Regions from separate parts of the Homo sapiens genome. Here regions 1, 2, 4 and 5 are each linked to region 3. Evidence: chromatin contacts called from ENCODE Hi-C or POLR2A ChIA-PET data. All regions are on one chromosome and are shown on one strand. The core of a region is the stretch at or near the end of the contact, and the rest is flanking DNA. Distances in the headings are between cores, read along the strand shown.

What was found. A loop is a pair of places that touch in the nucleus more often than their neighbours do. ChIA-PET counts read pairs that join two places held with the same protein, here RNA polymerase II (POLR2A). Pooled maps may share reads with other maps.
Region 1: a map of A673 shows a loop between it and region 3 (13-fold over the local background). The contact joins the enhancer-like site here to the promoter of BCL11B in region 3. A Hi-C loop is called at or near these places in 1 of 168 maps with a recorded cell type or tissue (A673) and 4 of 50 pooled maps. POLR2A ChIA-PET finds 5 or more read pairs at or near these places in 4 of 52 experiments (A673, activated CD4-positive, alpha-beta T cell, activated CD8-positive, alpha-beta memory T cell and 1 more).
Region 2: a pooled map shows a loop between it and region 3 (2.8-fold over the local background). The contact joins the enhancer-like site here to the promoter of BCL11B in region 3. A Hi-C loop is called at or near these places in 1 of 168 maps with a recorded cell type or tissue (A673), 1 of 37 single-sample maps with no recorded cell type and 2 of 50 pooled maps.
Region 4: a loop to region 3 is called in a map of naive thymus-derived CD4-positive, alpha-beta T cell, with 6 times the contacts of the local background. The contact joins the enhancer-like site here to the promoter of BCL11B in region 3. A Hi-C loop is called at or near these places in 1 of 168 maps with a recorded cell type or tissue (naive thymus-derived CD4-positive, alpha-beta T cell) and 4 of 50 pooled maps. POLR2A ChIA-PET finds 5 or more read pairs at or near these places in 2 of 52 experiments (T-cell and naive thymus-derived CD8-positive, alpha-beta T cell).
Region 5: a map of mammary epithelial cell shows a loop between it and region 3 (7-fold over the local background). The contact joins the promoter of LINC02299 here to the promoter of BCL11B in region 3. A Hi-C loop is called at or near these places in 5 of 168 maps with a recorded cell type or tissue (IMR-90, PC-3, endothelial cell of umbilical vein and 2 more), 8 of 37 single-sample maps with no recorded cell type and 15 of 50 pooled maps.

The regions. Positions count from the first base shown.
Region 1 is chr14:97,217,508-97,222,875 of GRCh38, reverse strand. No RefSeq gene overlaps it. Among named protein-coding and RNA genes, the nearest start is that of LINC02304, 65 kb to the right of the region's middle. Within about 2 kb of position 4,080, at least 2 of the 41 ENCODE cell types and tissues checked have a DNase peak (open chromatin) inside an H3K27ac peak, as active enhancers do; they include A673, where a contact is called at or near this core.
Region 2 is chr14:97,076,047-97,081,481 of GRCh38, reverse strand. No RefSeq gene overlaps it. Among named protein-coding and RNA genes, the nearest start is that of LINC02304, 76 kb to the left of the region's middle. Within about 2 kb of position 3,986, at least 4 of the 41 ENCODE cell types and tissues checked have a DNase peak (open chromatin) inside an H3K27ac peak, as active enhancers do; they include A673, where a contact is called at or near this core.
Region 3 is chr14:99,270,410-99,275,440 of GRCh38, reverse strand. It overlaps BCL11B (BCL11 transcription factor B), which reads left to right and starts at 3,244. Exons shown (of 4, transcript NM_138576.4): 1 at 3,244-4,280. The coding sequence starts at 4,223. RefSeq lists an enhancer at 384-433 and silencers at 834-1,033, 3,318-3,397.
Region 4 is chr14:96,959,400-96,964,868 of GRCh38, reverse strand. No RefSeq gene overlaps it. Among named protein-coding and RNA genes, the nearest start is that of LINC00618, 19 kb to the right of the region's middle. Within about 2 kb of position 2,373, at least 5 of the 41 ENCODE cell types and tissues checked have a DNase peak (open chromatin) inside an H3K27ac peak, as active enhancers do.
Region 5 is chr14:96,739,791-96,744,698 of GRCh38, reverse strand. LINC02299 (long intergenic non-protein coding RNA 2299) reads right to left here and starts at 3,508. Exons shown (of 4, transcript NR_146552.1): 1 at 3,488-3,508; 2 at 430-538. RefSeq lists a silencer at 2,957-3,006 and an enhancer at 3,342-3,842.

The sequences.
Region 1 (5,368 bases), core at 2,831-5,330, 2.1 Mb after region 3:
ATTGGGAACAGCACCCATTATGAGTCAAGGAAATGGGAATACAAAGGGCTTTCTCCCTGTCACCCTGCACTTCAGAAGCTCATAGCTCACAAGAAAGAAACAATGTTGTGATCTTACTGAATATTTACTGAGCTCTTGCTGCAAACTAAAGTGGCTTGAAGAACCTATCTCAGGTAATTCTAACAACTCCAGATTCAGACAATATTATTACCCCCGCTATAGAAATGAGGTCACACATACAGCTGGTAAGTGAGGGGATATCAAAGCATCAGCCCAGAAAGTCTGACTGCAGAGTCCACATTCGTAACCCCACACTATAGACCACCAGTATTTAACAGCAACATAAAAATATGGTTGCAGTGGAGGCAATAAGTTCTAGGACAGAAATAGGTACAAGGGGCACATCCGAAGAAGGGGCCAACTCCTGTGTGGTTGGCAAGGTTGCAAAGAGAAACGTATGAGCTGAGTCTTAAAGAATCAACAAGACTTCACCAAGCAGGTGAAGAGGAGAAAAGAGCATTCCAGATAGAGGGAATGACACATTCAAAAACACGCTGAAAATCCATGGCCTGTAGTTTCAAACTATTGCAAAACCACCTTGACACACCTTCGCTTGTATCTGTAAAGGAGAACAAGCACAGCGCAGGGTAGTACCTTCCTTTCCGGAGCAAATCCTCAAAGCTGTAATTAATGGCTCCAACTGCTGTAATAAGAAAGGGAACAGGATGGAAGCTTCCTTTGAGTATAATTCTTCAGGAGCCCAAATGAGGCTAACAAAAGAGGAATTAAACACAATGCTGTGTCATGGCACTTTGACATAAGTGTCGACTTAGAATTTCAAATAAAATTAGAAGATTCTTCTAATAATTATGTAGGATGGCAAATAAGGTCCAGGGGCAAGCACATGTGGCAAGAAGTGACTAATCGTATTTTGCAAAAAGGCAACTGGAGCTGACCCTTCTCAGGATAATATTGCAGGGAAGTCAGAGAGGAGGAAAGGTTACCAGCGGTTAATGTTAAATAGTAATCCATCCACCATGCACCCCCCATCGCTCCTCCATATTCATAGGAAACCACATTCCATCCATATTCATTACCGTCCAAAGAGTTTAAAAGTAGCAAATGCAAGCTTGGAAGATTTCAATTCTAATAAAAGTGCTTCCGGTGATGAGCGCCATAGGCTTCCCCCACCAACCTCGAAATTAAACTAAACTAATAAAGGAAAATGGCAGGTGGTGAGGCTGGGATAAGCCCTGTCTTTTTCTTCTTCTTTCTTCTTCTTCCTCTTCTTCTTCTTCTTCTTCTTCTTCTTCTTCTTCTTCTTCTTCTTCTTCTTCTTCTTCTTCTTCTTCTTCCTCCTCTTCCTCTTCCTCTTCCTCTTCCTCTTCCTCTTCTTCTTCTTTTTTATTTTATTTTTTTGAGATGCAGTTTCGCTCTTGTTGCCCAGGCTGGAGTGTAATGGCGTGATCTTGGCTTACTGCAACCTCTGCCTCCTAGGTTCAAATGATTCTCCTTCCTCAGCCTCCCTAGTAGCTGGGATTACAGGCATGCGTCACCACGCCTGGCTAACTGTGTATTTTTAGTAGAGACGAGGTTTTACCATGTTGGTAAGGCTGGTTTTGAACTCCTGACTTTAGGTGATTTGCCCATGTCAGCCTCCCAAAGTGCTGGGATTACAGGTGTGAGCCACCACGCCCGGCCAAGCCCAGTCTTCTTAAAGCAGCAAAGGGCACCTTCCTTTATCGGGCATATTCTAGGTGCCAGACATGTACCCAAGAGGCTACAGGTGCAGGCCTGTGTGTCTTTGGAAACTCTTGGGGAACTGAGATTGGGACAAGTGCTTCCCACTCCACTAAAGGGCTCAGTAAAAGCTTCTGAGGCCTCGGACTTCCTTGTAGAAAGTAAATTCCGCAGTCGGGTGTGGTGGCTCACACCTGCACTTTGAGAGGCCGAGGCGGGTAGAGCACTTGAGGTCAGGAGTTCAAGACCAGCCTGGCCAACATGGTGAAACCCCCTCTCTACTAAAAATGCAAAAATTAGCTGGGCGTGGTGGTGCATGTCTCTAATCCCAGCTACTTGGGAGGCTGAGGCAGGATGATCACTTGAACCTGGGAGGCGGAGGCTGCAGTAAGCCAAGATTGTGCCACTGCACTCCAGCCTGGGTGACAGAGCAAGACTCTGTCCCACAAAAAAAAAAAAAAAAAAAAAAAAAAAAAAAAAAAAAGTAAATTCTGCAAAGAACAGAACAAAGTTAAACTCTTCCACGAATAGAGTTGACTGGAACATCCCCTCTGCCAGGCACCAACAGGTTTCAGTTTTTCATTTTTTATCTGATTTAGGCTAATCAGTGAGATTCTTCATCCTCCCCCATTTACTGCACACTTAATCTTCATAATAGCAGTCCCTGCAGGTATCTCCTAAATTAGGGAACTTAGAGTTTGTCAAGATGTTTACAAATATGTGACCACCTTGCATCCTTGAAACGACCTGCAGCCAGGTATGTGTATTTTGTGTATTGTGTATGTAAAAGGCATATATTACTGTTTTTGGAGTCTTTTTCAATTTCACAGGAAAAGAAATTAAGGCGCAAAAAGTTAAGGAATTGGCCTAAAAAGTCACACTGCAGCTAGAGAATATCAATTCAGGATTTTTGACCCCAGGGAAAGAGTGAGCTTCTAATTACAGCAGGGAGAGGTTGGGGTTTGGGGAGATCCTATGGACGGACCAGAGGTAAAGTTTGAACTAAAGACCCTTAAAGCTCTTGCCACCCTAAGTTTTATAAGGATCTCAAGGGCCATTATTTTGCTTGGCTATGCCTCCTGGTCTTGCGGGCAGGTGGCAGGCACTGCTGAATAGTGGGAAGGGCAGGATCCTGGAATCACAGGAGGCCCTGCACAGTTCTGGAATTCCATAAAGAGAGTACAGCCTTATGATGCCCCGGGGTTGTAGAGATATGCATATATGTGCGCACACACACACACACACACACACACAGAGCCATAGCTAGGCGTGGTGGAAGAGTGCACTGGGGACCCAGGACACTGACTTTTCTCTCCAAGAGATGTTTGCCAGGGCGAGGCAGGCAAGAGCTCGCCCCTGTCCCCACCCACGCCTGGATCCAGACGAACGAGGGAGACCTTAATTCACTTTACCCCAAAATGAACCCGACCCCCAGTGACAGTGGGTGGAAAGGTAGGAAGCTGAGACAGCCGATGATTGCCCCTGGAGATAAGCAGAGGTAGTGGCACTGGCAGATCTTGATCTGGCGACCCGCTCCCTGGTCGTCTCCTCCGCGGCCAGGCGCATCCTGCAGCGCCCAGACCGCCGCGTCCCCACCCGCGTCCCCAACCGCGAGCGCTCGCCTGGGCCGGGCCGGGCGCCCGAGATTCGGGAGAGATTAGGGGCCCGCAAAGCAGAAGAGCAGATTCAGAAAGAAAAAAAAAAAAGCGAGAAGTGCGAGAAAAATATACTGAATTCAGCTAAACACACGGCAGATGAAAAAAATACCTTGCTCAGAAGCCAAAAACGAGCTCCCGAGCCGTGAGACACTGTTGCGCCCCCGCCAGGCGTGCAGGCCGGATGTTAGGGGGGCAACCTCGAGGCCCGATGGTGGCTTCGACCCCAGGGCGGACCTGCGCCTACCCTCAGCCCCTGCAACTGCGGGTCAGGAGAAAGGGACCTGCCATGGCGAAGAAAACCGAATCTTCTCCAATTAGGCTTCTCCTTAAAGAGAGAAAAAGTAGGTAGTTGGGCAACTTAATCCAATCTGGGACTCGGGACGTGTGCTTGGGCGCTTCCCGGGCAGCTGGCCGGAGCGTGTGGGTTCGGAGCTCCCAGCGCTGGCCCCGCGCTGCCCCTCGATGCCACCAGCAAACCCGCAGGGCGCCTTGGCGCAGGCTCGCGTTTGCAGAGCCGGCCTGGGAAGCGGAACTCCCTCCGGTCCCGATGACCAGGCCTCTTTAGGGTCCTGGCTCAGGCTGCCTTTGTGGGACAGAGCCTCATGAAGGGACACAGAAACAGAGACAGCCTCTGGGCGGCGCCCCCGGGATGTGGCGTTTCTGTGCCCCGGGGAGGGGGCACCACCCCTGCCTATGCGGAGCGATCCGGACGCTGCAGGGGTGACGCCGGGCAGCGCCCGCTCTGACCTCCCACGGCTTTTAGAATTATTAGTGTTGTTACTGTTGTAGTTAAATTCTTCACTACCACGAAGTGAGAGGAAAATTCCGAATCCAGTCGTCACTGGGGCCCTTCCCCCCACCCCCCCACCAGCCTTTCCTTTCGGACCCTCCTCCCCCAGGAAACCAGGAAAATGTTGAGGCTTCCGGTCCCCTTTCCCCCTCCGCCTCAGAGTTGCAAGGGCAAGGAGTTTTCTCGACATCACCAGCAGCAGGTGTTTGGAGAGGAGGGGGCCTAATGCAGGTCGCCACCCCCTCCCCTTTCGGATGCCACCAAAGCCTCCATAGCTAGGGCGCGTCCTTCTGGATCTTCTTTCAGTTTCCCCGGGCCCTGCAGACCAGGACAGCGACTTTCCAGCAATCCTGGAGCATTTTGCTTAAAAAAAAAAAAAAAAAAAAAAAAAAAAAGTGAGCTCGGTTGCTGCCGTAACATAAAAGCCCCCTTTGATTTACAAATAGATTCATACAACCGCAAGAGCTTGGATTTGTTTTGAGGTTCTTGGTACTTTTCTTTAATGACAGAATGCCAAACAGGTAAATCGAATAAAAAAAAACTTCTAACACGAATAGTGCCAGCAAATAAAATTGTGCAACTGACAGTAATTAAAAGATTTAGAATAAGTAAGTATGCATTGTGTATTTCAGGCAGATGACCACGTCCCAAGACACAATGTTCCATGTGGCAAGCACTGCCTTTCAGTCAGCACAGTGAGGGCATATCCCCATTTGATGAGCCGGCCAAAAGTCTAAGTAGAGACCCTCGGTGAACAGGAAGCCCGGAGGGGCTGACCTTCGTGACTCCCTCCACAGGCCCTGGGAAAAATATCAGAGGCCAGAATTCAACCCTCTCACTACAAAACGGTTAAACCAAGACTGTTGGGTCTTGACTAAGCCAGAGATTGACCCAATTCTCCGGACAGTTATGCAATCGTTTGCAGCACAAAAACGCAATGTCCTACCTGTGAGAGATATTCTTCTTCTCAGTCCCATTCTACAGATGGAAAAAACTGAGGCCAAGAAAGAGTAAGTGACCACACCAAGCACTTCTCCTAGGAAATGGCAGAACTGGAACACTACAGATAACGCAGCACCTCTTCTGAACCCACTGCAGATCTGAGAGATTGTGTCAATTCTTCCCATCCACTTGGGTTGGTTTTTCAGTTGGCTATCCTTCTGCCGAGATACCTGAATCC
Region 2 (5,435 bases), core at 2,737-5,236, 2.2 Mb after region 3:
ATCACTCCTTTAATAAAAGAGCTCTTCCTTCATAGAAAGGAACTGAGCAATTCCTTAAACATCACAATCTTTTGTTTTTAATATTACAATTAATATTGTAGGAAAACAATAATTTGTAAAGGGACTCAAAAATGCATTAATGTGATATTGAATTTAAATTTTTATAAGGAAGAGAGAGGTCCAAATACTTCCCTGGCACCTACGATGTGCCTGCAGAGTGATGGGTGTTTTCTGTGCTAGGCCTTGGTTAATTGCAGGAACAGAAGGGAGGCAGTCACTTGAGCAAACTTTCTGTTCCTTGTTTTCTAAGTTCTGTTCTCCAAAACTTCCAGACAGCAGCATAATGCTGATGCTTCTCCTCCTTCCCCTCTTCCCCAAAAAAGTTCATAATTCAGTCCATCAAGGGGTCTGCGTGACAGCAAACTTCAGGTTGACTGATTTTTTTTCCTCCTAAACTGACAGAATCAAATGATGATTTATTTATTTACTTACTAATAATTTATATCTTGTCTCCCTCCAAAGAGGATTTGAGTACCTCGCTGGATGTGTTGGCATTACCTCCAAAAAGTGTAAGCATATCGGGGAAGAAAATAACCACTGGAGAAGTGGTCTTTGGTTTCGTTGCAGATTCTATGGAGTCACACAGTAATGCTTAATGAGCCCATTACTGCAGAATATGAATAATAGAGAGTCTGACCTGGTTGCTATGTTAAAATGGGATATCAGATCTAAAACCACCTCCATGAGGTTGTCTGCACAGGTGAGGGGAGGTGATCTACGAGGTAATTGGGCCCAAAGACTTGACACATTGGAGAAATAGAAGCTTTCTTCCCTGAGCAAGTCCATTAAGCTAAGAACAAGTTACCTACCAGCCACTAAAGGTGGTCTGTGGACCAGCACTTACGTGAAGAGTTTCAGCAACTGGGCAAAGTAGGCATTAGGACTCCATGAAAAACCAGAGAGGGCTCAGAGAGGGTATGTAACTTGCCAAGGGTCACAGAGCTGGCAAGAGGTAAAGCTAGGACCTTGAATCTAGGTCTTCTGGAATCCACAGCCTGTGCTTCCCCCCTTTTCCAACTTGCCTCTTGGCTTTTGAGCCCAATCAACTTGTCTGGCACTGGCTACCTGTAATGATCTCATTTATTAATATAGTTTGACATCCTTTGCTCAGTTTTGGACACTGCTTCAAAAAATGTTTGCCATCCCTGCCATGGGTTAGGATAATCTCAGCTACAAGTAACAGCAAGTTCAAATTCAAACTGGCTTCAACAATGAGATGATTGATTAGCCCCTAACCGTGGAGGACCAGAGGCAGGGCAGGTTCCAGGCAACATATGTTAGAAGATCTGCTTTGCTGCTTCAAGGGTCCCCCTGCTTGGCCCTTTTCCATGTGTGTGCTTCTTCCTCGGGAAGGAAGGAATCAGAATGCAGCAGTTGTAGGGATTTCTCCAAAGAAGCAATGGGCCCATCTCCTGAAGTGTGAGACAGCCTCTCTTATAAGCTCCAGCTGTCATCACCTCCAGACACATTGGCCAGGGATGGGCTACATACACATTGCTGGGTTACATCCCCACTCTTAAACCATCACTGGCAGGGTGGGGGGATGACCATGGACGCTGTAGGAGAAACTTGGTAGATGTTTTCTAATCCATTACCCCCTCCAGGAGAAAAGAGTCGTTTTCAGAACCCAGGAAGACTGCCTTTCCCAGCCTCTGTTACAATTCAGTTGGGGCCATGTAACCAGCTTCGATAAATAGAATGTGAGAAAGTGATGCCCCTTCCAGGCCTGTCCATAAAATGTCTTGTGTGGTCCTCCACACTCACTTTCATCAGCAGCCAAAGGCAGAGGACTCACAGCACAGCAGAGAAGTAGAGATTAAAAGATGCCTTAAAAGATGACAGCACAGTAGAGAAGTAGAGATCTGAATTCCTAAATCGCTTCATAAGAGGCCAAATGCTGGTCTAGGCACATAAAGGTATTGTGTCAAGCCACTCAAATTTTAGGGTTATTTGTTCCTGCAGCTAGCACTAATTGCCCTAACTAATCCAGGTGGCTTCAACTAATCAGCGGGGGTGGAAAAGAAGTCTGGGAGTCAGCCATAAAAACCGCTCTGTAACAAATCATGTGCTTCATGCATGGTAGAGAGGCCCCATGTTCAGGGTCTCCCATGGCCAGGGAGATGGAAGAAAGATATTAGCGAGCTGCTTTGAAAGTTCAACAAGTTTAATAATTATAGGACAGCTTTAGAGACTACCTTTAGTCTCTGTGTGATCTTGGGCAAGTCACTCCCAAACTGGGGGCCTCAGTTTCTCCAGGAGAACATGGTATCTTTACTCTCTCCAGGCTCTGAGACCCAGTGGGTCAGGGCAGCTCAAGGGGTTGAACTGCACTTACCTTGGGTTTGGTGCTGTTGAAGCAACACATAGTGTGGCCTGGAAAAGGGTCATTTTCAGAACTAAGGCCAGGGCACCCACTCTGGAGAATCTGCACCAAGAAGCTCCAGGCCACCCAGCAACCTTGGGACAGTTACATCTGTGCATGTTGATCCCCAGGGCGGGCTCTTTTCTCACTGAAACCATTACTCCAGTGTATTTGACGTAATTCCTACAAAACATGATTTTTATAACTCTGATCAGGGAGCCAATTAATATAACTATTATTTATTGTGACTGCCTAGGCATAAAAACCACACAAATCAAACTGATTCCCCAAATCCACTTGGATCTCCACATTGTTAAGTCACATCCATTACACTGCTTTATAGTCGCATTTGTATTTTTTATTATTAATGCTATCAATACAATATTTATTCACCATGAAATAGCCTTCCACTTGGGAGGGAAATATGTGTACTTGTAAGTGCTCCTAATCATATCAAGCTCTGCACACGCTGGCTGGCGGATTGATGATGACTGGAACACATATTTTTTGAATAACAATAATGATCGCCAGTTATTGAAGTCCTACTAAGCACCAGGCTATGCCTTACATTCATTATCTCTTTAACCTTATCAATAATTATATCTTTCTCAACTTCATTTTACAGAAGGACACACTGAGGCTCAAGAAGGTGATGTAACTTCCCAAACATCCCACAAATAGTCAGTAAGGAACTGAGTCTTTGATCCAAGGACTCCCTGTTTTCACACAATTGCCCAAGTGCCTTCTAGGATCTATGGGGGGAAAGGCCAAAGCCAAGCATTCAAGATTGAAACCAAAACAACACACAAACATATCGCTCACTCTAATTGCGTCTCTTTCCTCATGTATTCTTCACCCAGAAATTGCCATCGTATCCATTTCAGTTTCATGCGAACTAACGCAGGCATCTGGATCACAAAGGCAGTGCGGCAAACTCACCTATGCTCTGCACATTTTGGAGAACATCCCCCTCAGTGATCTCAGGCCACATTTGATGACACCAGCACAGGTTACTAAAAAAGTGTCTTTCTCCCTTCCAGGCAGCAATAAAGGCAGCGTGCGCCATGTTGCTCTGCAAGTTCCCAAGAATTAGTAACATTTGAACAGACAATTTCTTGGTATCACTCCACTTCACCTCTCCCCACACCTCAGCCCTGCCCACCGCCAACCTCTCCGGCCAAACCCACCTCCAGGCAGCACAAATATTATTGACAATGCTAGGTGACAGCAGGAAACAAAACATACACCAATGATGAGGGTTGCCAGATAATGTACAAGATGCCCAGTTAGATTTGAATTTCAGATAAACAAGCATGTTTTTAGCATAACCATGTCCCCAAGAAGTATGATGGGAATTCACATTTAACCAAGCACCCTGTATTTTTATTTGCTCAATCTGGCAATCGTATCAACTACGTTAGAGAGAAAACTTCTACTTTCTCGGCTAAAGCTCCTTTTTTCTCTTGGCCCCTTTCCAGACCACTGCCAGGCCTCAAAGGAAGGGAAGTGGCTAATGTGCTGAGTCAGACCTCAGGACGCCCCTGGTCTGAGCTTCATCAGCCGGTAGAGTTTCTCTGTCGTCATGGCCAGTGTGCAAGCACACGCTTCCCTCCGGCGCTTCCACTTGTCAGGCACTAAGCAGACCAAAGCTGGACCTGCTGGTTTTTTTTAACCTGTTCCAACTCTGCTCTCCTGCACCTGGGTGGGGGACACAGGCAGGCCATCCCCTGCTCACACAGCCATCTTAGACTTAGGAGGGGTCATGGGAAACAAAGGTTTGGAGCCTCCCCTGCAGAGTCCAGCTGCTCTATCAGAGGGCCCGGCACCGGCGATGTCGCAGGACCTGTCATTTGGGTTAGGCACCTGTGGAGAAGGATCAATCCCTCCTCCAAAAACCTCCTCGAGGAGAAGAAATGAGGAATGAACCAGGCCTGAGCTCCGCTGAGCCCTGCTGTCCAGTGACCTGCAAAGGGGCAGCTCTCTGCCCAGAAACCGCAACACACAGGGCCAACCGCTACAGAACCTCAAACAGCCTGATACAGAGCAACATGCACAGGGCTCTGGGTTTCTCTGGAGAGTGGATCATGTGGACAAGATCAATAATCAATGCTTACTGGGGCCAATAGTTAGTGGGGCTGATATAACAAACCCATAAATAACTCTCCTCTGTTCTCTTCCTGAAACCCAACCCGGACCAGCACCAACCAGCTCTTTTCACGCTAGTGAACTGGTTATTCCTACAGATGAGTCCATTGGCATAAGGTCACTGATTTCCTTAAAGAGCATGTGCCCTTGCCATTATTTTCAGTGAGGGACCAATGAGCGGGCTACTTGAAATCTGACCCCAGACTTCAGATGGCCAGGGGCTTACAGGCACAGATCAACGTACAGCAACATTCTTTTTTTTTTTTTTTTTTTTTTGAAACAGAGCCTCGCTCTGTTGCCCAGGCTGGAGTGCAGTGGCTCTATCTCCGCTCACTGCAAGCTCCGCCTCTTGGGTTCACGCCATTCTCCTGCCTCAGCCTCCCGAGTAGCTGGGACTACAGGCACCCACCACCACGCCTGGCTAATTTTAATGTACAGCAACATTCTACCTGTGCTCCCTGATAGCATCTGACCAAAACCTCCTGCTAGCCCTGCACAGGGACAAATCTCTGTGCTGTTCATTTTCTCTTCTCTAAAAAATGGCTTATCCACTATGGAAAATAGTACACAGGTTCCTCAAAAATTAAAAATAGAACTACTACCTGATCCAGCAATCCCACTTCTGGGTATGTATCAAAAAGATTTGAAATTAGGATCTCAAAGGGATCTCTGCACTCCCATGTTCACTGCGGCACTATTTACAGCAGCCAAAATATGGAAACCACCTAAATGTCCATTGATGGATGACTGGATAAAGAAAATGTGGGGCCAGTATAGCAGTTCATGCCTATCATCCCAGCCCTTTGGGAGGTCAAGTTGGGAGGATCACTTGAGCCCAGGAATTGGAGACCAGTCTGGGCAATGTAGG
Region 3 (5,031 bases), core at 1,995-4,494:
TGTGATTCCAGCATGCACAAAGCCCCAGCTTTGGGCCCAGCACACAGTAGGTCTGCAGCAGGTGCTAGAGAAATGAACCTGGTTTTAAGATATTAGTTCAGGACCACATTTGGACCCACACTTTTTCCTTTTACATTTTCATATGTGAGCCACCTGCACCCTCTTTTTTGGGGGTGGGGAGGGGGCAGGAGTGACTTGTATTTTAAACAAAGGTTTGGTGAAGAAGAGGTGGGGTGGGGTGCGGTGGGGCGGTGCAGTGACCTTCTCAGGAGAGTCCTGAAGCCCCCTCTCGCCTGCCTGGGGTGCTGAGGCAGGGGTGGGTACATGGCTGTGGGCCGAGGTCGACCACCCCCCTCCCGCCCCGCCTGCTGTCTGGGCATCTAGAGAGTGGGGAAACATTAGTACGGGGCCAGCTGCGGAAGCCTGGCAGGGTCGAGGGAGAGGTCAAGGTCGGCCGAGAGGCGGCTATTGATCCGGCTTGGAACGTGAGACATGGAGCGCAGCAAGACTAAAGGGGGAGCTGTGAGACCAGACATTAACAGCTTTGCGCGCTGATGAGGCCCGTGCCAGACGGGCAGAGGGAAAAAGAGGAGACTGGAGTGGCAGCTGGGATCGCTCCCTGCCTGCGCCCGGCCGCCTCTCGGGAGAAGAGGAGGAGGAGGAGGAGGGGAAGGAGGGGGAGAAGGAGGAGGAGGGGGAGGAAGATGCGGAGGAAAAGGGGGAGGAGGAGGGCGAAGGGGCCGGCTCAAGGCTGGGCAGGGGCAGAGCAGCCTCTCCCCGGCTGCCGCGAGGTGGAGCGCGCCGGCGGGCGGCGGCGTGTCCGGCCCTGCGTCCGCCCGCCCGCGCGTCCCTCTTCCCGCCGTCGGGGCAGCGCGGGGCCAATGAGGAAGTGCTCCTCGGGTCCGTGGGGCACGCGCCGGCCCACGCCAGCTACTTCCTGCTGGGAGTGGGGAGGGGGTGCCCCCTCCCCAGGCACGGCCCCTTACCGCACGCGGGGTGGCGGCTGCAGCTGGGACTCCGAGAGCCCTTGCGCCGCTCGCGGAGGGGCTCCCTTTTCCTGAGGGGTCCTCCCCGTCCCGCCTTGCCACTGGCGGGGTCTGCCTTCCTTGTAATCAACCCCAGGAAGGTGAGGGTCGTGGGTCGGGATTTCGAGTCCCGGACCGCCGGCGGCGCTGGGCTGCAGGCACGCCGCGGTGTTTTGGGTCCAGACCTGTCCCTGACGCGCTGTGTGTCCTAGGGCAAAGTGCTCACCCTCTCTGGGCTTCACATCGCTAGTTCTCAGAAAGAGAGCGCGAGTTGATCTTTCAAATTTAGAGTCCGGGCGAGTAGGGATGGCCAGTTTATGAATGTCTTAAAGAAGTTTATTAAAGGTGCGTGTGGGCATATTTTTTTTAAGCCACTTTCCTGGAAAGATTTTCCCGGTGAGAGGGATGGCAGAAGAGGGAGGCCCTACTAGACTTTGGACCACGTGGAGGTGGGGTGTTGGGGGTGGGCAGCCGGGTGCAGCCTGCCCGGCCAGGGCGAGGAGGTGCAAGTCCGCGCCCCGCCCCCGGTCTCCATCCGCTCGGCCTCGCGTCCGCCCACCGTGGAGCCCACAGTTTACAGAACTGCAAGCCAGGGCACATTTTATTGTTATTATTTTTTAGGGTATGGGACTGGAAGGGATCTCTTTCTGTTCTCGCTCACGGACTCTGGGCGCTGTTAAATTGTTGGTGCCATCGCCCCACCCAAGACCTTCGGGACGAAAACAAAAACCCCCGTGTGCCCCCCGAGGAAAAGGCCCCGAGGGAGGCGGCGCTGAGGCGTCACGGCCTCGCCATGCGCCCGGGTGAAGCCGCCGGAGCCAGGCCTGGGGGCGGAGTGGGGTGGGTGCAGCTGGACTCGCCCGCGAAGCCTAGCCGGAGCCAGGCCCCGACCCGCCCTGGCCGCCTCCAGAGAAACCCTGAGAAGGGAGAGGAGGCCAGCCGCGTGGCGCGCCCAGCCCTGGAGGCCAGGTCATCAAATTGACAAAGTTGGCCACAGCCTGGGGAATGGGGGGTGTCCACGGGGGCCGTGGTCTGGCCTTGTCCCCGGGCCACGGAGAGGCCCCACAACTCCTCTTGTCCTCGCCGGTTGGAGATCAAACGGCTGACAAGGCAGCTGCGTCCTTCCCAGTCTGACAGGCATTTCCAAGTCCTACCCTGGGCCGAGGAGCGCGGGGGGCGGGGTGTGACTTCCAGGTTGCTGTGATTGTCAGGGGCGCCTCCTGGAGTCACCCACCCGAGTATCTGCGGAGATTTGGCCACACCTACTCCTGGGCTGGCAAGTCCAAGTCCCTCTCCCACGTGGAGCGCCCCGGTCCCTTTACCCTCTCGCTTGCCATAGACCCAGTTTAGGAGGTGGGGTCGTGTTTGACCCCAGGAGTTAATCGGGGTAAGGTGAGGGGAGGGGACAAAGATTTGAGTGAAAATCCTTTTCCAAGTGGGACTCAAACAAGGTCTCAAACACTTCTCACCCCCTCACGTGCTCTTGATTCTGTTGTCTTAGTGTCGTTTATTTTGTCATCCTCACCCTCCCAGAGTCTGTAATACCAGGATTTATATGGAGACACTTTTTGGAAGTTGAACTCCAACATCTACTCCCCTCCCCTCGCCGCCCGCGACCATAAAACAAAAGTAAAAACTACCAAGCGACTTTTCCAGGGAAACGAAGCGATTCTTACTGTCCCCCCAACTCCCATGTCGACCCCAACCCTTTTCCACAGTCCACGCCCCCACCCCCAAAGTCCAAGTCCGAAAGAGCTTTTGGGTGGGTGGAGACTTGCATTGATTCAATTTAGTTCACTCACACAGCACCCCGCCCCCCTTCTCAGGGGGTCCTGCTCCCAGGATGGAGGAGATATAAGGACGATTTTTCTTTTATTTTAAAATAAGCTGCCCAGTGGCCCCCCCCAACCCCCTCCCGCTGTTGCGCAGCCGGGGCTCGGGGGAGATGAGCGCACAAAAACGCGGTTTGCACGTGTGTCCGGCTTGGGCTGCGGGTGTGCGCAACTGGCGACTGTGTGTGTGTGTGTGTGAGTGTGCGCGCGCGCGCGAGTGTGTCTCTGTGTGTGCTTTCTTGTTCTCTTACAGGGTACAATGTTAAAAAGCCACCGCTAGTCGCCCCCAGTGCTCCGACTCTCTGGGTCTTTTTGTCTCTAGTGCAGATTAAACGTCACGTCCGCACTTGAACTTGAATTTTATCCCATTGTACAGAGGCAGCCCCAGCCATAGAGAGACCGAGAGCTCCCAGAGAACCCGGACTCCGCCATCTTCACGTTGCAATCTATAGCTCCCAGTCTGCGCCCGCACCGACCCAGGCGCACTGGGCGAGCCGCCCCTCCGCCCCGCTCCCCCCGGGCCCGCGGCGCCAGGGGAGCGCTGGGGAGCGCTCGCGGGGACTCGGCAGCCCCTCCGGCCGGCGCCAGCCTGCCAGGTGAACTGGGAAGGAGCCTCTCCTGGTGTCCCCCCAGAGCCTCGGAAGGGTCAGTCTCCGAGAAAAAACAAAAACAAAAACAAAAACAGGCAGCCCGCAGAAAACCCAGAAACAACCGAACCGGGGCAGTTTTACATTGCTTTGGGTTTTTTGAGGGGGCGGGGTGAGGGGGTACGAGACAAGTCCCCAAGTTTTCTTTGCTTTTTTTTTTCCTTTGCTTTTTCTTCTTTTATTTTTTTATTTGTTTGCATTTTTTTTCCCCTCCTGGTAGAAGTGCGCTTTCCACCTACCAGACCCTGAAAGAAAGTGTCAGGAGCCGGTGCAAAACCCAGTTTAAGTTCAAGAAGACATTTGCAAGTGCAAGAGGCCAAGCAGTTTGAAGAAGTGTAAGAGATTTTTTTTCCTTCGAAAGAATATATTTTTAAAGAAACCAGCCAGTCCGCGGAAAGCAACAGCAGTTTTTTTTTTTTTTGCCTCTTTTTCTTATTTTAGATCGAGAGGTTTTTCTTGCTTTTCTTCCCTTTTTTTTCTTTTTGCAAACAAAACAAAAAACAGCATAGAAGAAAGAGCAAAATAAAGAAGAAGAAGAGGAGGAAGAGAGGGAAAGAGAGGAAGGGAAAAAAAACACCAACCCGGGCAGAGGAGGAGGTGCGGCGGCGGCGGCGGCGGCGGCAGCGGCGGCAGCGGCGCGGCGGCGGCTCGGACCCCCTCCCCCGGCTCCCCCCATCAGTGCAGCTCTCCGGGCGATGCCAGAATAGATGCCGGGGCAATGTCCCGCCGCAAACAGGGCAACCCGCAGCACTTGTCCCAGAGGGAGCTCATCACCCGTAAGTGTCTGCGGAGTGCGCGCGAGGGGCCGGAGATGGGGCTCCGGGCGTCTGGGGCTGGGGACACCGAGCCCGGAACAGCCGAGCCTGGCCAGGCGCCGGGGCCGCCCGCTGGCTGGCAGAGTCTACGGCGTCGGCCTGGAGCATGGCGGGGGGCGGGGGCCATAGGAAAGTTTCTTTGCAGCCCGGGGAGTTGGGGCGCCGAGCAGCCGGACGCGCCTCGGGCTCGGGGGCCTGCGGAGCCGGCTCCGGGCCGGGGAGGGGGCATGCAGGCTGGAGGAGTGTGTGTGTGTGCGCGCCGAGCCCGGCTGGACGCTCGCCCCTCCGAGCGGCGTGTGTGGCGGCGGCGGCGCTGGTGGCGGGGTTTGGAGAGGAGGGGGAGGGGGCTGGGGGAGCGGAGGGGGAGGGGGAGCCGGGAAGTGGGGAAAAGTTGGCGAGCGCGTGGGTCCGCGCTGACGGCGCGGGCGGAGGAGAGCGGGGTGCGTTCCGGCTGGGGGAGCCGTAGGGCCAGGGGCGGCCGCCGGCTCCGGGTCCCCGGTCCCTGCGCCCGGCCCAGCAGGGTGCCGGCCGCGCCAGTCCTAGGATTCCGCAGCCGCCTTTCTCTCCCCTCCTCCTGCTATTTGCAAAATAATCCAGCTGCGCGGCTGTTTGCCGGGCTCAAGCCCCCCTCCCCACCCCCCACTTCCCCACCTCCGTCTGTCTCCTGGGATGATCTTGTCTTCTTTCCCCCACTTCAAAAAAGGTGGGGGGA
Region 4 (5,469 bases), core at 1,124-3,623, 2.3 Mb after region 3:
TTTACGATGCCTTGAGCAGTGGTGAAATGATCTGTTGATGCGCGGTGGAAATGCCATCTTGCAGTGGCGTGCGCTGGTCCCAATGATACCAACATGATGAGGACCCCGCGCTCCGGCGCTAATGGATGTCGCGTGACAGACCGTAATCCACAAGAGGGACCATCTTTTAGGACCGGTCTCGATGGTTCTCCATTAATCTTGGTTGTGCAGCTCACTGGTGTCCATGGGAACAAGGGGTTTTAAATTTCCCCATTAAGAGTGGCAACTTGAAGGAGCAAGACCAGGCACCACCCAAAAGGGCAGTGGCCTGTGCAGCCTTCACTGTCTCTAATGACCAATGCCCAAGCCCGATGGGTGGACCAGGAAAGCTGTCCTTTCTTCAGGTCAGGACCAGCAGGCAGAGGGGAGCCAGGAAGGGTCCCAGGCAGCCTGAGGGGGCTGTTTCCACAGCCCACAGCCCGAGAAGCCACATGGCCCTGTGGGAGCTGGGCTCATTTACCAGAAGCTTGCAAAGGGGCCATCCCCCACCAGGTCCTCCCAGCACACAGCCGAGGGGGCCTGCTGAGCATGTATTATTACTTAAAACCTGGCATCTAAGTGGGAATAACTGAGTTCCCGTCATCATTAGGCCGATTAGCGCCATGATAAACCCTCACAGATCATAAGGCAAAATTACAAAACATCACTTCTGGAGCTCTGAGTCGGCTGAAGGAGCTCCCGGCTGCCTGCATTTTCAAACACCTCCTTTCTGAATTCAGGCCCCCAAATACCCTGATGTCTTGACAGAACCATTTCACTGTGTAGGCAAATTGTCACCTTTTACACCAGGGCATCTGTCATTTTTATACTCAATGCTGCCTCTCCTTCCTCCTTGCTTGCCTGCTCTCTCTCTCTCTCTCTGTCTGTCTGTCTATCTCCCTCTCTCTTTCTCTGCCCCCAGTCTTGGTACAAACCCCTTGGGAAGCCAGCACCCTATCCAGGAATGGACTCATATATCTCCTGCATTATACTTACACAAAAAGAAAAAACCCTCGACAAGTCAGAAATGATGTATCTCCAACATCATTCATCTCCAGATTTTATTTTTATGCAGAACTCAGAGCAGCTTGTCTTGCATTCTCTCACATTCCCTGAGATTAATTCTCACTATGGGACTGTGATAGGATTGTGAGGGTGAGAAGACATCCAAGCTCAACAGGAAATAAAATGCAACTCAGTAACTCCATCTTCAGCCACTCAGACCAATTCCTGAGGGGATGTTCCTGGAGTAGCCATCCTTCTCTTCAGGTGGAATACTCCCCCAGAAAGAGAGAGGCAGGGGAGTCCATCATCTACATATTCATCAATCCTCCATTGGACATTTGACCAATGAGTAAAATTGAACAGCTACTAAGTGCCTAGCACTGGAGGGTCACAGTAGGATATAAGTGACCAGAGAGAAAGACTTAATATTCATAGCAAACTCTACCACTTAAAAGCTGTATGACTGTCTTACTCTATTTTCTGCTGCTATAACAGAATACCACAGACTGGGTAATTTATAAAGAAACAAATTTTATTTGGCTTGTGGTTCTGGAGACTGAGAAGTCCAAGAGCATGTCACTGGCATCTGGTGAGGGTCATCCCATTGCAGAAGGGCAGAAGACAAGCTCAAGGGCAAGACAGAGACAGAAAGGGAGCCAAACTTATCAGGACTTCTGCAATAACTTCTGCAATAACTAACCTACTCCCTAGATAATCCATTCATGAGGGCACAGCCCCCTTGGCCCGATCACCTCTTAAAGGCCTCACCTCCTAATACCATTATAATGGCAATTCATATTAACATGAGTTTTGGCGGAGACATTCAAATCACAGCAGTGACCTTGAGCTATTACTTAATGTCTCTGAGCTGCAATGTCCTCAACTGCGAAAAGGGGACAGAGTGTGGCAAGAATTACATGGCATAAGTATTAAAACCTCATCACAGTACCAAGCACATGATAGGTAATTTGCATTTTTATTATTGGGCTAAAAAATAAATTAGGCTAGTCTCTGCCTATCCTCAGGAAGGGTGGAGTCCAGGTGGGTGTCACAGGGAAACCAGTACCAAAAAACATGATACAAGAAATTAGCAAATAATTGTAAGCAAAGATGAATCACCCTGACTTTAGAAAGTATCAGTGGGGATTGAAGTAATCAGTGAAGTGACAGACACACCAAGATATCATCTCTTATTCAAACCCTACCCTTCAGAGCTCTCTGCTCTGAGACACTGGGTTAGGCTCTGGAAGCTGCATTTTTGTTTTCTCTGCTGCTCCCTGGTAGGCTTGCAGAAAAAATGAACTTGCACTTCCTGTTCTTCTGTCCTTCCTGTTTTGCTTCTTCACTCCAGCAGCAGCAGTTCCTTCCTGCAGCCGGAACTGAATCTAGTTTGAATGTTTTCAGTACCTATCAGACCAGCTTTCCTGTGCACCACGCTAGGGAGACCAAGTTTTAGTGCTGAAAGTTCCATACCCTAGGAATTCCCTCCATCCCAAGGCAAACCAGAATGGTTGGTCACCCTTCTCATCTCAGAGACACCAGAACCAGCCAAGCAGTGCCCGCTCCTCAGAGGTCTGGGTTCAAGCTCCACAGGCTCTGCTGTGCTTTCTAAGTTCTAGCAATTCTACCTGCTTCCTTTGTCCCCAGCCCTGGGAGGGTGTTAGGCCATTTTCTGCAAAAACAGAATACCACACACCGAGGAATTTATAAAGAAAAGAGGTTTATTTGGCTTATGATTCTGGAGCCTGGGAAGTCCAAGAGCATGTCACTGGCATCCAGCAAGGGTCATCCTATGGCAGAAGGGCAGAAGACAAGCTCAAACCCTGGGGCTGCTTCCTGCTCCCATGATACCTTAATGTGCTCTTTCTAAGGACCTGATTAACAATCTCATAAATAGTTAACACTTCTTTCTTACTAATTGTAGTAAAATATACATAACACAAAATGTACCACTTTAACCATTTTTAAGTGTATAGTTCAGTGGCATTAAGTACATTCACAGTACTGTACAACCATCAATACTCTCCATATCCAGAGCTTTTTGTTTGTTTGGTTTTTGAGTTTTTTGTTTTTTGTTTTTTTTGAGATGGAGTCTCACTCTGTTGCCCAGGCTGGAGTACAGTAGCACAATCTCAGCTCACTGCAACTTCTACCTCCCTGGTTCAAAAGATTCTCCTGCCTCAGCCTCCCAAGTAGCTCGGACTACAGATGTGTACTACCATGCCCGGCTAATTTTTTGTATTTTTAGTAGAGTTGGGGTTTCACCATCATGGCTAGGCTGGTCTCAAACTCCTGACCTACAGTGATCCACCTGCCTCGGCCTCCCAACGTGCTGGGATTACAGGCATGAGCCACCATGCCCGGCCAATCTTCAGAACTTTTTCATCTTGCAAAACTGAAACTCTGTACCCATTAAACAACAACTCTGTATTCCCTCTCCCCTACCCTGGCAATCACTGTTCTACTTTCTGTCTCTACAAGTTTGGCTGCTCTAGGAACCTCATATAAGGAATCATACAGTATCTGTCCTTTTGTGTCTAGATTATTTTTCTCGTATGTCTCCAAGCTTCATTCATGTCACAGCATGTGTCAGAATTTCCTTCCTTTTCAAGGAAAGAAATAATATTTCTGAATAATATCCCACTCTATGTATATAACACATTTTCTTTGTCCATTCATCCATTGATGGACCCTTGGGTTGATTCCACCTTTTGCCTGTTTTGAATAATGCTGCTATGAACATGGGTGTGCAAATATTGCTTTAACACCCTGCCTTCAATTATTTCGGATGTATACCAAGAAATGGAATTGCTGGTTCATCAGCTAATTCTATATTTAATTTTTTGAGGAACCACCATAATATCTTCCACAGAGGCTGCACCATTTTACATTCCTACCAGCAAGGTACAACGGCTCCAATTTCCCCACTTCCTTGCCAACATTTGTAACTTCCTGTTTTGCTGGTAATAGTTATTCTAATGGGTATGCAATAGACCACTACTTTATGTTAGATTTGCTCTGTTGGACTAACAGGCATGGCTCCATCTCCTGGTTGGGCCCTAGCTGATACAGAAGGCTTCTAGGAGGAGCTGCAATTGGAGCAAATCATTGGAGGATGAGGCACCTGATGGGTGCTGAGAGGGAGGGCATCAGGGCAGGACTAGACTGTTGAGGGGAAGGGCCAGAGAAGAGCAGGACTGGACCCTTGCCAGGTTGGGGTGAGGCCATGCAACTCACATAGCCAAGCTGGATTCTATTCTCTCAGCAACCTGTCCCTGAAGCTGAAGTAAGTGTCCTCTGACTGCAAATCCAGCAGTGTGCTCCCAGATCAACACTTCTCTAAGCATCTAAGGAGCAGACCTAGGAAGCCTCTAATGAAGTATGTGGCCCGCTAAACAAATGCAAAAACTGAGGCCTACAGGGAGGCAGTAACTCAGCCAAAACACCCTGTGAGAACTCAGCCTTCTTGATTCACTCCATCTCATAGCACTGGTCTCAGTCTTTCTCCTACATACCACCCTCTGTGTAGAGGAAAACACCTCCTTTGCCTTCCCAGGCCCAATGGTGGTGGTAATAGTAACAACCAGGTTGATTGAGTGCTGACAATGGACCAGGCACTTTACATGCATCATGCCACTGTCCAGCCTCAGCATTGTCCAAGGTCAGTTCTATCACTGTTCCCATTTTACAGATGAGGAAACTGAGGCTTAGCAAGTTTAAATGACCTGGCTGAGCTACAGAAGTAGAACCAGGATTGGAACCCTGCAGTCTGACCCCAAAGCCCACATGCTTTGGCCATTCCACCCCTCCCCTCTGCGCTGTGGGAAGATGTGAAATTTTCCAGAGGAAGGACCTGAGTCCTCATAGCTGCATGCCCCCAGAGCACTGAGAGGGGCTGAAACATGGATGCTAGGAACTTTCCAGCAACAGCTGCTGATGGTGAGTTGACTTAGCGCTCCCATGGCAACATGTGGAAGGCAGAGGCAGTAATTGGGAGAGACAGAGAGAGCCCAGAGCCAGGCAGACCAGTCCTGTCAAAAGTCCTGGACAAGGCAAGAACTTTCTGTATTATTTTTTCTGCCCATATTTATTTAGGAATGTGTTTTTCCCCCAAGCTCTTTCTGAGGCTGTGGTGAGGAGGGCAGGCTGTGTGGGCTGAATCCAGGGAAATGTGGACTCACCTGCACAGAGGCCCATGCCCGCTTCTACCCTGCACTCAGGACTGGATCCCCAAGGGCCCTGATGGGGAACCATGGCACTGGGCAAGGCTGGTCCAGCAGCCTGATACCAGCCCTGGGTTGGAGAAGGTGAGCAGCCCGGCCTTCCAGCACAGGCAGGTGTAAAGGCTAGGCTCCCCCAAGCACCAAGATCCAGAATTTGACACAGCTCTCCTCTCTGCCCAGGGCCTCTCAAAGATCCAGTGAAAGCCCCAGACCTATTTCTTAC
Region 5 (4,908 bases), core at 2,259-4,758, 2.5 Mb after region 3:
GTCAAGGCATTTTGGACCATCTTGGGGACAGTGCTCCATGGAGCACGCTTTGGGATGCACCTGTCCAAACACAGCCCTGTGTGAGCAGGTGAAGCCCAGGGCTGCAACTACTGCTCAGGTGCTCAGGTGCTGGCCCACAGATCATCCGGCTTGGGCTAAGACACCCATCGGGAAGTAGCTTTCTCTCCAGTGAGACTGTACTGTGTATGTTCCTTGTTTCATCAGCACACAGGAGCATGGTGATGACCACAGATACACAGTGCTCGGGTCAGTTGCTGAGGAAACCAAGCCCGTGTTTAACAGCTAAGGCAGCAGCAAGCCTTTGGTGGAGCCCAGCACAGCCCCACCTCATGGAGTGGAAGCCGGATTGGAATCTAGCTACACTTTTCTCCAAAACCCATGCTCCGTCCCTACCCCCCACACACTCACCTCTTGATCACTTTCATATCACAGCCCCTGCTCATCCGAGAACCTCGTTTCCTTCCCAGAAGTCCTCCTTACTTCTCTTCCCACAGAGCCCGTGTCGCTTTCACAGCCACTTTAAAAAGGAAAAACAAAGGTGACTTTTATTCTATTCTAAAAGTAAAATCTCACTCTTTCAAGAAAATTAGAAGGCAAAAGAGAAGTGGAAGGATAAAGGAGGAAAAACTTTGCCCATAGTTCCAACCATACAAAGACAGGCACTGTGCGGGTATTTTCTGTGTAACTTTTACTTTGTGGAGCATCTTTTTCGTGATCATGCTGTGGATTCAGCTTTGAATCCTGCTTTTTGTCTCAGCACGCGATCACCTGCACTCCCAGGTTACTGTACTCTTACCAACATGGTTCTCCACGGCAGCATCAATTTTAAGTGGCGGGTGGACCCTGGTTTACTCAAATCGTCATCCACTTTTGTTGGACATCTAGGTTATTTCCAATTTCTCTTTCAAGTATGGCAGCTTGGTTTACTTCTCCAGCTTTTTCCACGTTTCAGAATCTTTCTTTGGGATAGATTTTCAGCAGTGGAATTACTGGATCAAAAGATATGTGTATCTGGCTGGGCACGGTGGCTCACACCTATAATCCCAGCACTTTGGGAGGCCAAGGCGGGCAGATCACCTGAGGCCAGGAGTTCAAGACCAGTCTGGCCAACATGGCCAAACCCCGTCTCTACTAAAAATATAAAAATTAGCCGGAGGTGGTGGTACATGCCTGTAATCCCAACTACTAGGGAGGCTAAGGCAGGAGAATTGCTTGAACCTAGGAGGCAGATGTTGCAGTGAGTGGAGACCTCACCACTGTACTCCAGCCTGGACAACAGAGAGAGACTCCATCACAAAAAAAAAAAAAAAAAAAATGGTGGGAGTATCTTAAAGTTTCTTAATACAGATTGCCAAATTTCTTTTTACCAATTTATACCCCCAAAGCTCAGGTGTGGTGGCTCACACCTGTAGTCCCAACACTTTGGGAGGCAGAGGTGGGAGGATAGCTTGAGCCCAGGAGGTTGAGGCTGCAGTGAGCCAAGATTATGCCACTGCACATCCTGTCTTCTCTCCTCCCTCACCAGCCTTTGATTTTATTGTAATCTTTCCTCACTCCATAGGTTCATGTACTAACTCATTGTTTTATCTGAATTCCTTTTATTATTTTGGTGATGGAGACTTCTCTCAAATACCAACAACCGTTGAAAAGTTTGGTGGCCACTAAAACTGGACATATCTTTAATAAAATTGTGCCAGGTTCCAAGGCTGCCCGATCGGCAGGGAAGATGCAAGGCTGTCCTGGAAAGTCCAAACTCTGGGAGCTTGTGGAGGATTCTCCGTGACCACGGCCTTCTGGACTCTGGTATCCCATCCCCATCACCATTCCTACACTCACCTAATGCCACCTCTTCAATGAGGACAGTGAATTCCAAATAAACGGCTATTTGTCTGTGTTTATAAAGCAAAGGACAAACAAAAACAAGCCTGGCCTGAGGGGGCTGCAGAAGGCACCTGTCACCCTGCAGACCAGAAGCTCAGGCAGCAAGATCCAGTGGAGACTAATTCCAAGACGCTGGACGGAAAAGAGGTGGCTGGCATTCTAGATGACTATGCTAGAGGCCTGTGGCTCTTCTGTGAAACTCCCTGGGGAACAGGGGGCAGAAAGAATATAAACAGAAATATGAAGTTGGAGGCTGAGAAACAGAAAAGGAGAGAAGAGGCAGGGCCTAGTGGCTCAGGCCTGTAATCCCAGCACTTTGGGAGGCCAAGGCGGGCGGATCAGTTGAGGCCAGGAGTTCCAGACCAGCCTGGCCAACATGGAAAAACCCCGTCTCTACTAAAAATATAAAAATTAGCCGGGCATAGTGGCGGGCACCCGACAGTGAGAGCCGGAATCGCGCCACTGCACTCCAGCCTGGAGGGAGACTCTCTCAAAAAGAGAGAAAGAGAGAGAGAGGGGGAGAGAGAGGGAGGGAGAGGGAGGGAGACAGGTAGGGAGGGGAGAGAGAGAGAGAAGAAAAAGTTACAGGGAAGAAAAAAAGACAAACGGCGAGAATGCTGTAGGATGGGGAAAGGCAGACAGAGCAAAGTGGAAGTCAGAAATTGTGATCCGCTGCTCTAAAATAAATCAAACAGGGAGAAAAGAGAGACTCAGGGGTATGTGGACAGAGAGTAGAATGGGGAGGCACAGGACAAGGGAGTCCCCCAGGCCGGAACAGGCCAGAAAGCCAGAACCTGGTCGAGGGGAGGGGGCGAGCAGAGCGGCGGGGAGCAGACGGGAGAGAGGGTCGCGCCGAGCCGCGAACACCCGAGGAAAGGCAGCCCCGCCGCGCCACTTCCAAGGGTCCGGGCTTGGGCCACTCGCCCCATGCCCAGGGTTCGGGGGCAACACCAGCGGGCGGCCGCAGCCAAGGAAGGGGCTCCCCAAAGTTTGCAATAAAATCACCCACGCCCGCCTCCGTCTCGGAGGGACTTCGTGTAAATGCACGAGCCCAGGCACCCCCTCGGCCCCTCGCCCCCCTCGCCCCCCAGCCTCTGCTGCAGCCCGGGCTGCTTCTCCCGCGGGCGGGTGGTGCTTGGAGGCGGCGGCGGCGTGCGGGCCAGCTCGTGGTAATCCCCGATGCTGACGCTAGAGGGCGCGCAAAGGTTGCTGCGCCGCGCCAGGTCTGCGAGGAGCGGCGGGTAGAAACGCAAAAAGCGTAGGGCCTGCGGGTGTCGGCACCAGCAGTGGGGTGCTAGGGGCTGGACAGTGGGGTGCCGCGGAGCCGGGCAGTGGGGTGCTGGAGGCGCTGGCCCGGATGGCTGATGGGAGGGTGCCATGCAAAGAGGTGTTGCTCACTTTATTTATTTGGAGAGAGGTTGCCCCTGCATTAAATCTTTGCAAGACTGAAACAAGCCGGTGCAAAACTAAATGAGAGACAGGCGGAGGCAGGCAGGGCAGGAGATGCCCCACACCTCGCTCCCTGGGTTATGGAACCCCCAAAACTGCTTTGGGGGAGAAATAGTCTGATCCCACCAGTACTCACCTCTCCACACACACGCACGTCCTTTCAGAATGGGGTTGGGCGGGGGAGGTGGTGAACTTTAAAAGGCTTTTAAAGGAACAACAACAAAAAAAAAAAAGGTTTGCACAAGGCTGAGGTACTTGAAATGATTTTTGTGTTGCAAATTGCTATGCTTTTACTGAGGCGCTGATGAAAATAAATGAAGCTCCTCTCTCTCTTTTTGCTAATAAATGAAATGAAAAAAGCGCCATTATTATGCCACCTGCTTCTAATTCCTAATTGTGGTAACTTAATTCTCAGATTGTTGTTAGCTGCTTAATATCGCAGGCGCACAAGCAAAAATAAAAATATGAGGGCCGTTTGGGTCTTTTTTGGCCAACGAGGTGGAAGGTGCTTGGACTCAGTTTTTTGTTTAGTTTGGTGACAGTTCCCACAGTGAAATGTGTGCACGGTATTGGAAGGGAGAAATCTTTATTCTCTTCAGCATCCCAAGGGGAGCTCAAAAGGAATAAAAAGGCTTCTGAGCTGCTCAAAACCTAAATAAATAGTCCATGAAAAATGATCAGTGACAAGGTCCGTATTTTTTCCATACTGAAATAGAATGGTGCATATTTCCTATAAAAGAAGAAAACATTAATTTTTATAAGCTGGTTCCTAAATGCCTTCTATGAACCTCTGAACCACACAGTTCCCAGCCTGGGCATTGTAGCTGGGTCCCTGGCTGAAAAACCTTTCTTTCGGGTGTGTCACAGATGACAGGTAAACTCCTTCCCAGTCATTATTTCCGGGCCCTCCAGTCTAGGGAGGTGGGGATGGCCATGGGGCGGGGGGCGGTGGGGGGGGGGGGTGCGATGAGACTCTTAAAATTTCTCCCAGGCAAATAGAAATTAGCAGATCTGAATCACAATTCTGTGAAAGTCAAGAGCTATATTTAGCTTCTTCTCTTATTTTCCATTAAAACCAAGTTTTTTTGTTTGTTTTCCCTGGTCTCTCTTATTGTTGGGAAGTTCTGGAGTATCAGACTTGTCAGGAGAGTGTGAGAGAGCCCGAAATAAGTACAAATTTAGGAGAGAAAATGCCATATTTCTCTGGTACAATTATGAAAGGATAGAATATTGCCATACACTGTAACACATTTTTTTTTCTTCTCTAGTTCCAGGCAAACAGCTAAATAAACACATAATAAGCATTTAATCGAGAACAATTTGTCACAATGTTGCTAGTCAACAAGACAGAACTGCCTTCTGTGAAACCGAATAAAATCAACTTAATACTTCATGCCCTGGCCTCCTTGGCCTTTGAGTTTTTCACATGAGATGCGTTTGTCCCTTATGACTGTGAATGAGAGTACCTTGGAAAATGCTGGCTCAATTGCATCCAAGCCAGTTTGGGGCCTGCCGGGGAAAGCAGCCAGACAGACCTTCAATCCCAGTTCAAACTAC